3 separate regions of the Homo sapiens genome follow, and all the other regions are linked to region 2. The links are chromatin contacts, found by Hi-C in ENCODE. All regions are on one chromosome and are shown on one strand. The core of a region is the stretch at or near the end of the contact, and the rest is flanking DNA. Distances in the headings are between cores, read along the strand shown. Region 1 holds the start of HDHD2 (haloacid dehalogenase like hydrolase domain containing 2). Region 2 holds the start of ARK2N (arkadia (RNF111) N-terminal like PKA signaling regulator 2N). Region 3 holds the start of ST8SIA5-DT (ST8SIA5 divergent transcript).

The links. Hi-C counts contacts between places; a loop is a spot of excess contacts on that map. Pooled maps may share reads with other maps.
Region 1: a map of naive thymus-derived CD4-positive, alpha-beta T cell shows a loop between it and region 2 (25-fold over the local background). The contact joins the promoter of HDHD2 here to the promoter of ARK2N in region 2. A Hi-C loop is called at or near these places in 1 of 168 maps with a recorded cell type or tissue (naive thymus-derived CD4-positive, alpha-beta T cell), 2 of 37 single-sample maps with no recorded cell type and 11 of 50 pooled maps.
Region 3: a loop to region 2 is called in a map of dorsolateral prefrontal cortex, with 5 times the contacts of the local background. The contact joins the promoter of ST8SIA5-DT here to the promoter of ARK2N in region 2. A Hi-C loop is called at or near these places in 1 of 168 maps with a recorded cell type or tissue (dorsolateral prefrontal cortex), 5 of 37 single-sample maps with no recorded cell type and 4 of 50 pooled maps.

Annotation. Positions count from the first base shown.
Region 1 is chr18:47,148,546-47,152,737 of GRCh38, reverse strand. It overlaps HDHD2 (haloacid dehalogenase like hydrolase domain containing 2), which reads left to right and starts at 2,238. Exons shown (of 7, transcript NM_032124.5): 1 at 2,238-2,360. RefSeq lists an enhancer at 2,770-2,829.
Region 2 is chr18:46,172,024-46,176,214 of GRCh38, reverse strand. ARK2N (arkadia (RNF111) N-terminal like PKA signaling regulator 2N) reads right to left here and starts at 2,181. Exons shown (of 5, transcript NM_145055.5): 1 at 1,885-2,181. RefSeq lists enhancers at 1,168-1,297, 1,898-1,947, 1,978-2,237, 2,558-2,607.
Region 3 is chr18:46,755,855-46,759,631 of GRCh38, reverse strand. ST8SIA5-DT (ST8SIA5 divergent transcript) reads right to left here and starts at 2,189. Exons shown (of 3, transcript XR_001753434.3): 1 at 1,173-2,189; 2 at 1-835. It overlaps ST8SIA5 (ST8 alpha-N-acetyl-neuraminide alpha-2,8-sialyltransferase 5), which reads left to right and starts at 2,579. Exons shown (of 7, transcript NM_013305.6): 1 at 2,579-3,254. The coding sequence starts at 3,124. RefSeq lists a silencer at 2,607-2,996.

The sequences.
Region 1 (4,192 bases), core at 989-3,488, 980 kb before region 2:
GAGGCTGAGGCAGGCAGATCACTTCAGGTCAGGAGTTTGAGACCAGCCTGGCCAACATGGCAAAACCCTGTCTCTATTAAAAGACAAAAGTTAGTCGGGTGTGGTGGCACATGCCTGTGATTCCAGCTACTTGGGAGGCTGAGGCATGAGAATCGCTTGAACCCGGGAGGCAGAGGTTGCAGTGAGCTGAGATTGTGCCACTGCACTCCAGCCTGGCTACACAGTGAGACTCCGTCTCAAAACAACAAAAATAACATTTTGATACCAATGGTAATGGAATTCTTCTTTGCTAAGATTTCTCTTGGCCCCTGATTTTTCATTAGAAGTCAAATATTGTGAAAACATTCGATGCAAGGACCTGGGACACAGTGGGCTATGTCCAAGGGTATCAACGATCAAGATAAGTTTTTCCTACTGTTTTTGTTCCAGTTCAGATACTGCTTTATGGCTTCACTCCTTTGGGTTTTTTGCCCCCCCGCTCCTTTTTTTTTTTTTTTTTTCTGAATCCAGTCCCTCCCTTTGGAGGGGCTGAATTTCTTCTTAGCTTGCCTTTCATCAAGTAGATCCATTTGGAGAGGAGAAAGCCATTAGTCCTGTCCCATGATTCCACATAATCTGAATGAGGCCAGGCATTGGTGCCCGCGCCTGTAATCCCAGCACTTTGGGAGGCTGAGGTGGAAGAATTGCTTTAACCCAGGAGTTTGAGACCAGCCTGGGCAACATCGTGGGACCCCACCCTGTCTACAAAAATCAAAATTAGCCAGTTGTGGTGGTGTGCACCTGTGGTCCCAGCTGTCTGGGGAGGCTGAGGCAGGAGGATCCCTTGAGCCTGGGAAGTCATGGCTGCAGTGAGCCATGATTGTGCCACTGCACTCCATCCTGGGTGACAGAGTGAGGCCCTGTCTCCAAAAAAAAAAAAAAATCAGTTACACTACCCAATTGCCTAGTCTTGGAGCCTGATAATTGATGCCTTCTCCCTAACCCCAATCTAATCTGTCACCAGTTTCTGTTTTGCCTCCTATGAATTTATCCTCTTTGCTTTGTTTCCACACATTCTAGTTCAAGTATCTCTCTTGTGGCCCTGCAGTGGGTCTCTTATCTGGTCTCACCCATTCTGGCATCTCTCCTATCTATTCATACTGCAGGCAGAGGAAGCATTTAGAAAAATACACTTCTTATATTACCCACTTAAAATCCTTTGGTGATGTCTTAATCTGGTCAAAGACAGCTGGCTCATAAGGGGAAACTAGGACCAAATCCTTTTTCCTTCAACCAATTAGACCCTCACACAGAAAACTTAAACTTAGCATATATGAGTAAGACAAAAAAACTTCAGATCCAGTGGGGAGGAAAAGCAGATGGCTCCTAGTCCAAGGGACAGAATGGGTCACAGCTCCTAACAGGGCTGACTGCAGCCTTGGGTAGTGGGGGTGTTAGATTGTGGCATACGGGTGGCATATATGGGTCCCTAGTCAAGGACAGAGCAGTGGTTTTATCAAGGGGTATAACCCTTGTATAAGGTGTAACCCGAGTGAGTATCCTATTATGTCAACACGGCTCCAGAAAGTTGTTCAGTCATTTTCATAGTGAGTGCATAAGAGTGACTTTTCTGTACTCTATTATTCAGGTCCACATAACTTACCTGGATCAAGAGGAGACAGGTAGAGACCCCCACGAGTGTGGCAGCGGGTTAGGGAGGGAGGTGGTTCTGGGTGTACCAAGATAGAGCTCCCGTGGAAGAGGAAGGCACGGCCCGTAGTGGCTCTAATCGGGAGAGAAGAGGGAAAGGAGGGACGTCGCTGCCCGAGGGAGTAGTTAATGGAGGAAGCAAGAGGTGCCAGGTACTATTCAAGTAGCTAAGGGGGAAATGACGACTTCTGAGATTGGGTTGTCTAGTAAAGTATGACTTCTTAGTTAAACCTCGAGAGTGGACAAGTGGTAGAGGAAGGGAGGGGTGAAGGCAAAGAACGCTACTCAGTAACGCTCGGTTCAGCAGTGGTGCTGTGGACTGGAAAACAGCTACCGAAGAAAGGCAGGGGATTATTTTTCCTCGTGCATCCCGGCCCAGGAGGCCGCGCCCTTGGGAAAGCGGGTCTCCAGAAGGGCCTAGCTTTCCGTCAGCGGCGGTGCAGACAGAGGACAACACGGCGCGGTAGCTGCACCGCCTCGGCGGAAATCCCGGGCGAAGGGGTGGGGCGGAGCCGGGAAATCCGGGGCTTCCGGCGCGGCCAGGGCCCAACTTCCGGCGTCCGTCGGGCAGCAGCGGGGCTGTCTATCCCGGCTGAGGACCCGCGGCCAGTGCGGGTGGCTGGCTTTGCCATTAGCGGGGGCCTTTCCTGAGGACGGCGTACGGAGTGTGGGTGAGAAGCCGCTGTAGGACTGAAGAGGAAGAAGCGCAATTGGGGCCGGGAGGCTGCAGATTTTGTGACAGGGTTCGGGAACTACTAGTGGCGCCCCCAGGCCGCCCCTCCTCTCGAGCCGGGCCGTGCGCTCTTGCTCTGTGCGCATTCCCTGTTTTCCGCGTCGGAACCGCCCTCTTTGCAGTGGCCCCGCGCGTGCGCATAGCTGGGCGCGAGGCGCGCTGTGGGTCTCTGCGGGGCGGATCGTGAAGCTAGTGTGTCAGTCATTCCTCGAAGCGTGCTCTTGGGCTGTATTTTGGAGCTAGCGTCCCTCCTGGTCAGTTTGGCGTTTTTAAGGCCCTGGTACTTGGTTTAGAACCGAGTGCAGTGACCAGTCTTGAGGCCCCTTCCCAGCCAAGAGATGGGGGGATGGAAGTTGAGTTGGTGCTGAAAGAGTTTGTTGTTGGGGCCTTCCAGCTGTGGACACCGGGATTCATGAGTTAATTCACGATCTTTATTGAACGCCTAAATAACCCAGTGGGAAAGGCAACACAGTCCCTTATGCACAGAGCTTAACAGTTTAGTAGGAGAGGCGCGGGCTGGTAACCAGGACAGTGGTAAATGTAGTAGGACCACAGGTGGCTCCTAGCCTAACTCTGGGAGAAAAGGAGTTGGACCCAGAGGAGGCACGCCAGAGGAAGTGATGGTTATCAGAGACTGAGGGCTAAAGGGATTGGCCAGGAGATGAGGGTGTAGAGGGGCCCGAGTAGTTGCAGACAAAAGTCCCGCAACGAGGGAGGCAAAGTGTAGAGCTCTTGGCCGCCTGCAGTACCATGGAACTTGGGTGCTAGTAGAGACAAATGTGTTGGAGAGGGTAAACCAGGACTCTGTCCACCAGTGTTCATTGTTCAGACTTTATCCAGAGGTCAGCGGGGAGTCACTGGAAGAGTTTTAACTGGGGAGTGGCTGAATAATACCGTCATTTATTGAATGCCTACAGTGGTTCCAGAAAAGTCTGGAACCATATAGGGAAGGAAAGAAAATTTGTACTTCCCAGGGGTTTTAGGAGGCATGTTTTGTAGCGCCCCAATTTCCCAAGGGAAAATTTGTATTAAAATCTCTTGTTGTAAGTATGCAAGTTTTGAATAATATGCCATAATATATATTTAGATGTGTTTTCTCAAATCCTCAAGTTATACTAATGCTTTAGAACTTTGCATCATGTGTATCCTGTGATTTTTGTAGCCCTTGATATATCCATAATGTTCCCTCCTTGCTTCTCTCTCCCAGCCCTCCACATACATAACCCAACCTTTCTCTGAGCGGGACACAATTCACAATTCTTTATAGGTATTACTTTCTTTAATCCTCTTATCAACCATTAGAGTTGTGTTATTATTTCTACATTAGCAATGAAGAAACTGAGGCAAAAAGGTTAAGAAGGTTGCCCAGGTTCACCCAGCTAGTGAGTGGAGATGTATACCCAGGCTATAAATTTATACAACTCCTTTGTTCTTGTCCTTAACCACTGCACTGTTGCATTGTAGGGAATAATTTAGGGCTGGTAATAGGAGATGCAAAGTAGAGAGGACAATTAAGAAGTTGTTTAAATAGTCTAGATGAGAGTTGATTTCCAACTTCAAAAAGGTAGTTTTAAAAACGATGAAGAGAAGTAAGTGGATATAAGACTGTAAAGGAAGTAGAACTGACATAATTTGGTGTCTGGATTGATGGTGCTGCCAACCACTCATAAGGATGGCTGGGAAAGAGCACCTTTGAGGGTGAAAGGACTTGGATTGAGATGCCCCAGTGATATTCAAGCCCAGATGTCCTCTGAAGTATCTGGAAGTTCT
Region 2 (4,191 bases), core at 932-3,431:
GAATCCCAACAAAACAACTTCTTGTATAATGAGTAACTACAGAAGCGCACAGAATTTACTAGTCACACAATAAAGAGACTGAAAGTACCAATATCACTATTAATATTAGAAGCAAGAAACCTTTGAAGGACACGCATTAGCCCTCAGTTCTAATGGAACTGCATTAAATTAGAACCTAAAGCTGAATTTATCTTTACTATATGGGTTTTGAATTAATCATAACCATAAAACAAAGAGTATTATGACAGTTACTCTCACATAAATGCATGTTAAATATAAAGTGAATAAGTAACAACTACACGGTGAACTTATTCTAACAATGGAGAAAGTTTCCAGCTCCAATATCCAGTCCATCCTATTTTCCACAAAAAGTTGTCAGAAAAAATTTTTTTTCCCATTAAGAAATCTGATTCAGTCCAGGCGCCACGGCTCACGCCTGTAATCCCAGCACTTTGGGAAGCCAAGGCGGGCAGATCACGAGGTCAGGAGGTCAAGACCAGCTTGGCCAACGTGGTAAAACCCCGTCTCTACTAAAAATACAAAAATTAGCTGGGCGTGGTGGCGCGTGCCCGTAATCCCAGCTACTCGGGAGGCTGAGGCAGGATAACTGCTTGAACCATGTGTTTTTTTTTTTTTTGTCCTGAGACTCCTCAGGACATCAGGCAGTAACTATCAATTGTAGGCCTCTAAAAATGCTTGTTAAACCAAAAGGCAATGCTCTGATTACTGGAGGAATCTAGATTGCCAAGATCAGCAAAACTACATTAGAAAGTTAATAGCTTCCATCCTTAAAATATCCCAAGAGAAGAAAGGGAGTGATTCTGTTAGCATGTACCCAATACTACACAATAAAAGCCTAAGCAAAATTGGCAGATGTTTTTGTAATTAAGAGGTCCAACCTTGACGAAGTATCATCAGTAGGATTTTAATTCTACTGGGTAAGAGGATTCAGAAAGCAAAAGGTCAGGCAAAAAACGAAAAACCCATCCAAACAGAAACTGCTCAAGGATCTGGTAGGGCTCGTACCGATGTTCTCTACTTCAACCTGTGAGCATCAATTTTGTGATGGGGGCTGCCGGGGACGGGGGTCGGGGCGGGGGGGTGGACAATTTTAAAGTGAGAATGAATGGCTTGCGTAAAGGCGATAGTCTTTAACACGGGTTCGTCAGTGTACATCCTCGCCGGTTTTGAAATAAAGTTGACAAACTCCCCAGAAGCGGTCTATTTTGGAGACTGACACATCTCTCGCATTGACTGGAGGCGCCTGCCGACCGAAGGTAGTGGAAGCGCCGAGAGGCAGGCGGCGCCAAGCCTATAAGAAAGCCTTTTCTCCCTCCACCAAGGCCACTGCGGCCGCGGCGCCGGAGCTCTCCGCTGCAGGGGCAGGTGTCGGCGCCAGACCCCCTACTCTCGGAGCTGGCGGAGTTGCCGCCACTGCTTCCCCCGCGGGCCTAGGAGCCGGAAAGTTGCGTGAAGACAACTCCAGGGCCGTGAAGTCGCTTCCCCCCGCAGCCCGGGGACTGCGGCACCTCCAGCCTCCCCTCAGCACCCCCGGAAAAGGACTCGCCTCAACCCGGCCCCAGCGTCTGGGGGCTTGGAGTGCCGGAGCCAACTCCGCCGGGCCGGGAGGACGCTAGGGTCACCAACGGCGGACGAGCAAGGAGGTCGGAGAGGTGCGATGCCCCAGCGTCAGCCGGCAATCCAGGCTGCGAGTTCCCGGCGCCCACCAGCCAGGCCCGCTAGGACCCCAGCGTCCGGACGCCGCAGAGCCCTCACCGCGGCCCGCAGCCCTCCGATTCGCCCCGACCCCTCCCTGGGACGCAACCCGGGCCCCCCAACTCGACCAGTAGCCAGGCCGCGGCCCTGCGCCCCTTCCCGCCTCACCTGCGCTCCGCGGCGACTCCGTGCCTTCTCGCTCGCTTCGCGCGCGCCCCGTCGGGGCACGCACCGAACCCCCGGCCGGGACTCTTCCCCGCTGCGGTGACTCAGGACGCGACGGCCACCGCCGCCTTCTCCTCCTCGGAACAAGCCCCGGCAGCGAGCAGTGGGTCGCGGTCAGAGCCCCTGCCGGGACCAAAGTGAACCTCGCCGCCTCCGCAGCCTCTACCACCAAGTCCCTTCAGTCGTCCGCGCCGCCCCCAAGAAAATGTCACCAGAGGCCGTTCCGCTGGGCGCCTCACTTCCGCCCGGAAACACAGAGCCCGCGTCGGCCGGCTAGAGAGGCAGCTGCGCCGGAGACCTCTGGAGACTGGCGCCCGAGGCCCGAGAAAAGCCAGACAGCGCCATCTGGCGCGATGGAACCCGCGCTCCTCCCGCTGCAGACCGCGGGGCGTGAAGGCGCCGGCTCCCCGGGCTTCTTTCCCGCGCTCCCTCCTTCTGTTGAGACCGTCACCTTCCCGAAATGTCTTTCCCGGGGGGTGGGAAAGCCACTCAATGCAAGCCAAGGACAATGCCTTCAGCAAAGGACAGCGCTCCCTTTTCTGTGCGCTGCTCAGTACTCACCCCCTCCTGAAGCCCTTCCGAAAGCAGCTTGCGGTGTCTGAATCCCAGAGTCGCTCCAGCGGAGAGCCCGTGCCCTTCTCTCCCCGCTTTTTCGCGGATGCCGATAGCTGGGCTCGGGGAGACTCGGCTGAGCTCTTCTCGGGCAGCGGCACCAATATCTGCTCAAGTTTCTGTCCGGGCACCTTGCAGGCCTTGCAGATCGACCGCCACCTGCTGGTGGGACGTGGCCCGCTGGGGAGACCCCGCTCTGCCCCGAATTCCGCCTCTGCAGTCGCCCTCCGATTTGCAGTCAGCCCTGGGGAGGGTGGGGGAAACGAGGTGGACCCGAACCCCGAAGAAGGGGAGGAGGGCGCAGGCCCACTGGCGGGTGGAGCGTTTCCCAAGGAGGAGCAGGAGATGCTGAAGACATATCTCAAGACTCAAGATCTGGCCAAGGACCCGCGCTCCCCCAAAGCAAAGCAGTGTTTTGAGAAGAAAAATAATAATAATAAAGCTTTGAGGAGGAAAATGTAAACGGTCTTTACCTTTACAGAGCTGTGCTGGAACCTCGGATGAGACCCGTCAAGAGGAGATTCTGAAAATCTCACACCACTGGGTCCGCACTCCCCTAAATATCAGTCTCCCCCTTCAGACCAGGCCCCTTAGTTCCCCCACTTCACTCATTTTTTCTGACTGCCTACAGGAGTGCGAGTTTTTCATCCCCAACTACAAGAATAAATTAAGAAAAGAAAATAATTTTATTATACCAGGCACCTTGCATTTAAATGGGTTAAATCCACTGAATCCTCATTACAACTCATAACAACCCTATGAGTTGGATGGCGTTACTAGTCCCAAATTGCAAAGGTGGAAACTGAGGGACAGAGTGACCTGCCCAAGATGACACATCCAAGTAAGTGGCAGTGTTGGATTCCAACACAGGCAGAGCTTACTTTCTTAACCACAGCCACCAACTGCCTCACTGAGAATCACAGAGAACGTAGTGTGTGCTAGCTAAGTAGTTTATCCGTGTATGTTATTTCACTCGTTCATTCATTTATTTACTTTCTGCTACCTGAGTCCTCAAGGGATTTGAGAGGTTATGGGGTAGTGACAAGAGCCCAGCCTATTTCAGGAAAAAAAGAAAAGAAAAGGAAAAATCACACTAAGATCACAACTTTCAGTCTGGAAATGAATGAATGTGGACTAATACATTGAGTTTTTAAAAGATTCCTTGACAGTCTGATCTAATCAATGCTGCAGAAATACTGAAGTAGGACCCTGACTACTGAGATACCATCTTGGGTCCTTCTCCTGTTTTTTGTTTTTTGTTTTTTGCTTTGTGGTTGTTGTTTCTTTGTTTTTTGTTTGGTTGGTTGGTTTTGGTTTTTTGGTTTTTTTCTTGAGACAGAGTCTTGCTCTGTCGCCCAGGCTGGAGTTCAGTGGCGCGATCTTGACTCACTGCAATCTCTGCCCCCCGAGTTCAAGCGATTCTCCTGCCTCAGCCTCCCGAGTAGCTGGGATTACAGGTGCACGCCACCACACCCAGCTAATTTTTTGGTTTTTTAGTAGAGACGGGGTTTCACCATGTTGGCCAGGCTAGTCTCAAACTCCTGACCTCAGGTTATCCACCCACCTCAGCCTCCCAAAGTGCTGGGATTACAGGTGTAAGCCAGCGCACCCAGCCCCTTCTCCTGTTTAATACCAATA
Region 3 (3,777 bases), core at 940-3,439, 580 kb before region 2:
CTTTGGGGTTAGGATTCAGAACAGTGGTTACTCTTGAGTACATAGTAACCAGATAGGAACATGAGGGGACTCCTGGGGGCCGATAATTGATCTGTGTACTGGTTACATGGGTGTGTTCAGCTTGTGAAAACACAGCGACCTGAACATTTATGATTTGTGTACTTTTCTGTAAATGCATTATATTGCAATTAAAAAGTTCTTAGGATAATTTTGATTCATTTCTTGAAAATAGATTTGTTTTTCCAAGAAAACAGCACTCAAAGACAGGTATCAGAGTGAGCACCTGATGGGGTGGAGAATAAGCAGGAATACAAAAGAAACAACAGTGCCTTGCCTGGAGTGAAGATGATAGTACCCCTCAAACTCTACACTTGAGCACCAAGTAGAGAAAAATTAGTGAAAAATTAGTACTGTCATCTTGGAGCCTGTGTGTAGGACCTACCTCATAATTTGGCCCAGTGCAAAGAGAAATGCAAACCCCCTTGTTCAAAAGTTTGAAGACAGCAAGAGTGGAGCAATCAGTCAAAATCAATGGTGGTGGTGGGGACAAATGAACAAGTCCCACTCCCAAGAAGCCAGCCTGCCTGTGTGTGTGGGAGAAAGAACCTCATCTCAGAATCCCAAGACTTGTTGCTAGGTGAGTTACTTTGGGCATCTGTTGCTTTAGTCCTTTCAGCTGTAAAATGGGTTAGCCAGGGGCTAGGAGGTGAAAATTCATTAATATATGCAAGTGAAGCACGTTTTTATGTGCCAGACAGCAAACAAATACAGGAATTATTATAATAATGGGCCCTCTAAATGTTGGAGTTTTTCTTTAATTGGTTAAAAAGCCTACCTGTGGCCGGGCGCGGTGGCTCACGCCTGTAATCCCAGCACTTTGGGAGGCCGAGGCGGGTGGATCATGAGGTCAGGAGATCGAGACCATCCTGGCTAACAAGGTGAAACCCCGTCTCTACTAAAAATACAAAAAATTAGCCGGGCGCGGTGGCGGGCGCCTGTAGTCCCAGCTACTCGGGAGGCTGAGGCAGGAGAATGGCGTGAACCCGGGAAGCGGAGCTTGCAGTGAGCCGAGATTGCGCCACTGCAGTCCGCAGTCCGGCCTGGGCGACAGAGCGAGACTCCGTCTCAAAAAAAAAAAAAAAAAAAAAAAAAAAAAAAAAAAAAAAGCCTACCTGTGACCTTGCAGAGAAATACAGAAACTCTTCATGGATAGCACAGGGGCCACTTCTGCCTTATGAATTAACACAAATCCCGAATTCTTGGTGGAACCCTTATCATGAGATTTTACTGTGCATTATTTGATCTTTCCAGTTCAAAGAAGAAACTACTAAATGCCAAGGTCGAGAGTATTGGAGTCTGGGCACTTCCCCCATCAAAGTTCTTGTGCTGAGGTTTGAGTTTCGGTCAGGTTCGCTGTTGAATCCCTGGCCTGACTCTAGAACATCCCGGAGTGCCTGCTGGAACCTGGGAAGGGGCACCCTAGAATCTTCCAACCGGCCTCAGTGGCGAGCGCCGCGGGCACACGACTCCCAGCGCTTGGAGCCTCTGCGGTGTTAGGATGACAGGACTGTCGCCTGGCCGGGTTGGGGGGTGGGGACGGTATTTCAGGCTAAGAATTTCTGAGAGGCACGACATTCGCATTGCGTTTCTGTGATTATTCTCCCTGGCTTGCGTTCTGAAGCACGAATCTTTCCGGATGTAGTAACTGGCTTCCTAAAGCTTTGGGGGGACTGTGGTCCCCGAAGGCTGCCGGCTGCCTGACCTAAGATTTACGAGTGGTTCCAAGGATGAGACAAGGTCCCAGTGTCTCGGTGACAACAGGGTCTTTGACGAACGGCTGCCGAGTTGCAGCTGGGGAGGGGGAAGAGGACTGTGGCGGGGGCGGGGAGCCCCTGAATTTCTTCCTTGTAGGAGTTGGGCGCCGGGGCACGGGCAGGCAGCCCCGCAGGCCATCAGCATGCAGGAGCGGCGCGCCGTCCTTGAAGGGCTGCCCGGCTGACCTTGCTCCGCTTTCTCCGGAGAAATCGCTAGGAGAGCGCGAGGACGCGGCCACGATGGTGACTCAGTGCCCTGCGCGCCGCACGCAAATGCTCCCTTCCATCAAGTCCAGCTCCGCAACTGTTGTTTCCTCTTCCTGCCCTCTTTTTTTTCTTTTTTTTTCTTTTTGAGACGGAGTCTCGCTCTGTCGCCCAGGCTGGAGTGCAGTGGCGCGATCCCGGCTCACTGCAACCTCCGCCTCCCAGGTTCAAGCGATTCTTCTGCCTCAGTCTCCCAAGTAGCTGGGACTACAGGCGCGTGCCACCACGCCTGGCTAATTTTGTTTTTTGTATTTTTAGTAGATACGGGTTTTCGCCATATTGGCCAGGCTGGTCTTGAACTCCTGACCTTGTGATCCGCCCGCCTCGGCCTCCCAAAGTGCTGGGATTACAGGAGTGAGCCACCGCGCCCAGCCCCTGCCCTCTTTTTAATTCCAAGATTCAAACCCGGCGTTTTGCGCTCCGCCCCTCCCCCTCCCCACGGCCCGCCTATCATTAGCCAGACTGCGCGGGTGTTTTGTACGCCCCCTCCCCCCGTCCCTATCGGCAGAACCGGAGGCCAACCTTCGCGATCCCTTGCTGCGGGCCCGGAGATCAAACGTGGCCCGCCCCCGGCAGGGCACAGCGCGCTGGGCAACCGCGATCCGGCGCCGGACTGGAGGGGTCGATGCGCGGCGCGCTGGGGCGCACAGGGGACGGAGCCCGGGTCTTGCTCCCCATTGGCCGCCACCTCGGCGGGAGGGGCCGCCTCCGGCTCGTGGCACCTGGCGTCTCCCCTCCGCGGGGAAATCGGCGGCTACCCGGCACCGGCGCCTGGAGGTAAAGGTACCCGGGGGTGGGGAAGGCCCCTGGCCGCGGCAGAGCTCCCTGCCACCGGCCCTGTCCTGCTTGCCGCCCCAGCGCCTGCGACGCTTGGATGCCCCCAGCTCCGGCCGCGCCAACCAGAAACTTTGCCCCTCGAAGTCCCCCGCCTGCCTGACCGCACCGTGAGGCGCCAAGTCGGCCGCGCGCCCCCCGGGGCCCCGGAACCCCGCGAGTCATTGCCTGGCCGCCCCGTACCCCGCGCCCGCGGCGCCCGGTAGCCAGGATGCGCTACGCGGACCCCTCGGCCAACCGGGATTTGTTGGGGAGCCGAACTTTGCTCTTCATCTTCATCTGCGCCTTTGCCTTGGTGACCTTGCTGCAACAGATCCTGTATGGCAGGAACTACATTAAGAGGTAAGAAAGTCCATTGAGAGGGCGGGATGCGCGGAGCCGGCCGGCGAGCCCCCGGGTGGCAGTGGCCGCGGCAGCTTCGGTCGCAGCGCCCCGGGGTGAGTGGCCGTGGGGTCCGCTCCTAGCCCCGAGCATGGCCGCTTAGGCTTGGGCCACCGCGTTTCCAAGAGCATCCTTGCTTGCTTCTGCCCAGCGCTGGCTGGAGGGTCCAGACAACTTTGTTCCGCTGTGAAAAATGAAGGACAGAATAGAATTCCAAGCAACCAGGCTGACGATAAATCCATTTAATACCCGGAGAGACCGCATGGATCGGAGCGGTGTCCTCCAGACCCACAGTTCTATGGCCATTTGTTTGGACTCCGGGGTCGGAGGGCTCAAAATCGTATCGATTGTTTGTTTGTTTGTTTGTTTGTTTATAACCTCGCGAGTCCTGAACTTTCGTAAGGACCCTTGGGAGAAAAAGCATTTTCCCCTCCAGGAGCTTCGGGTTCGGTGGGGGTGGTAGTGTGGGCTGTGGCTATGCGAC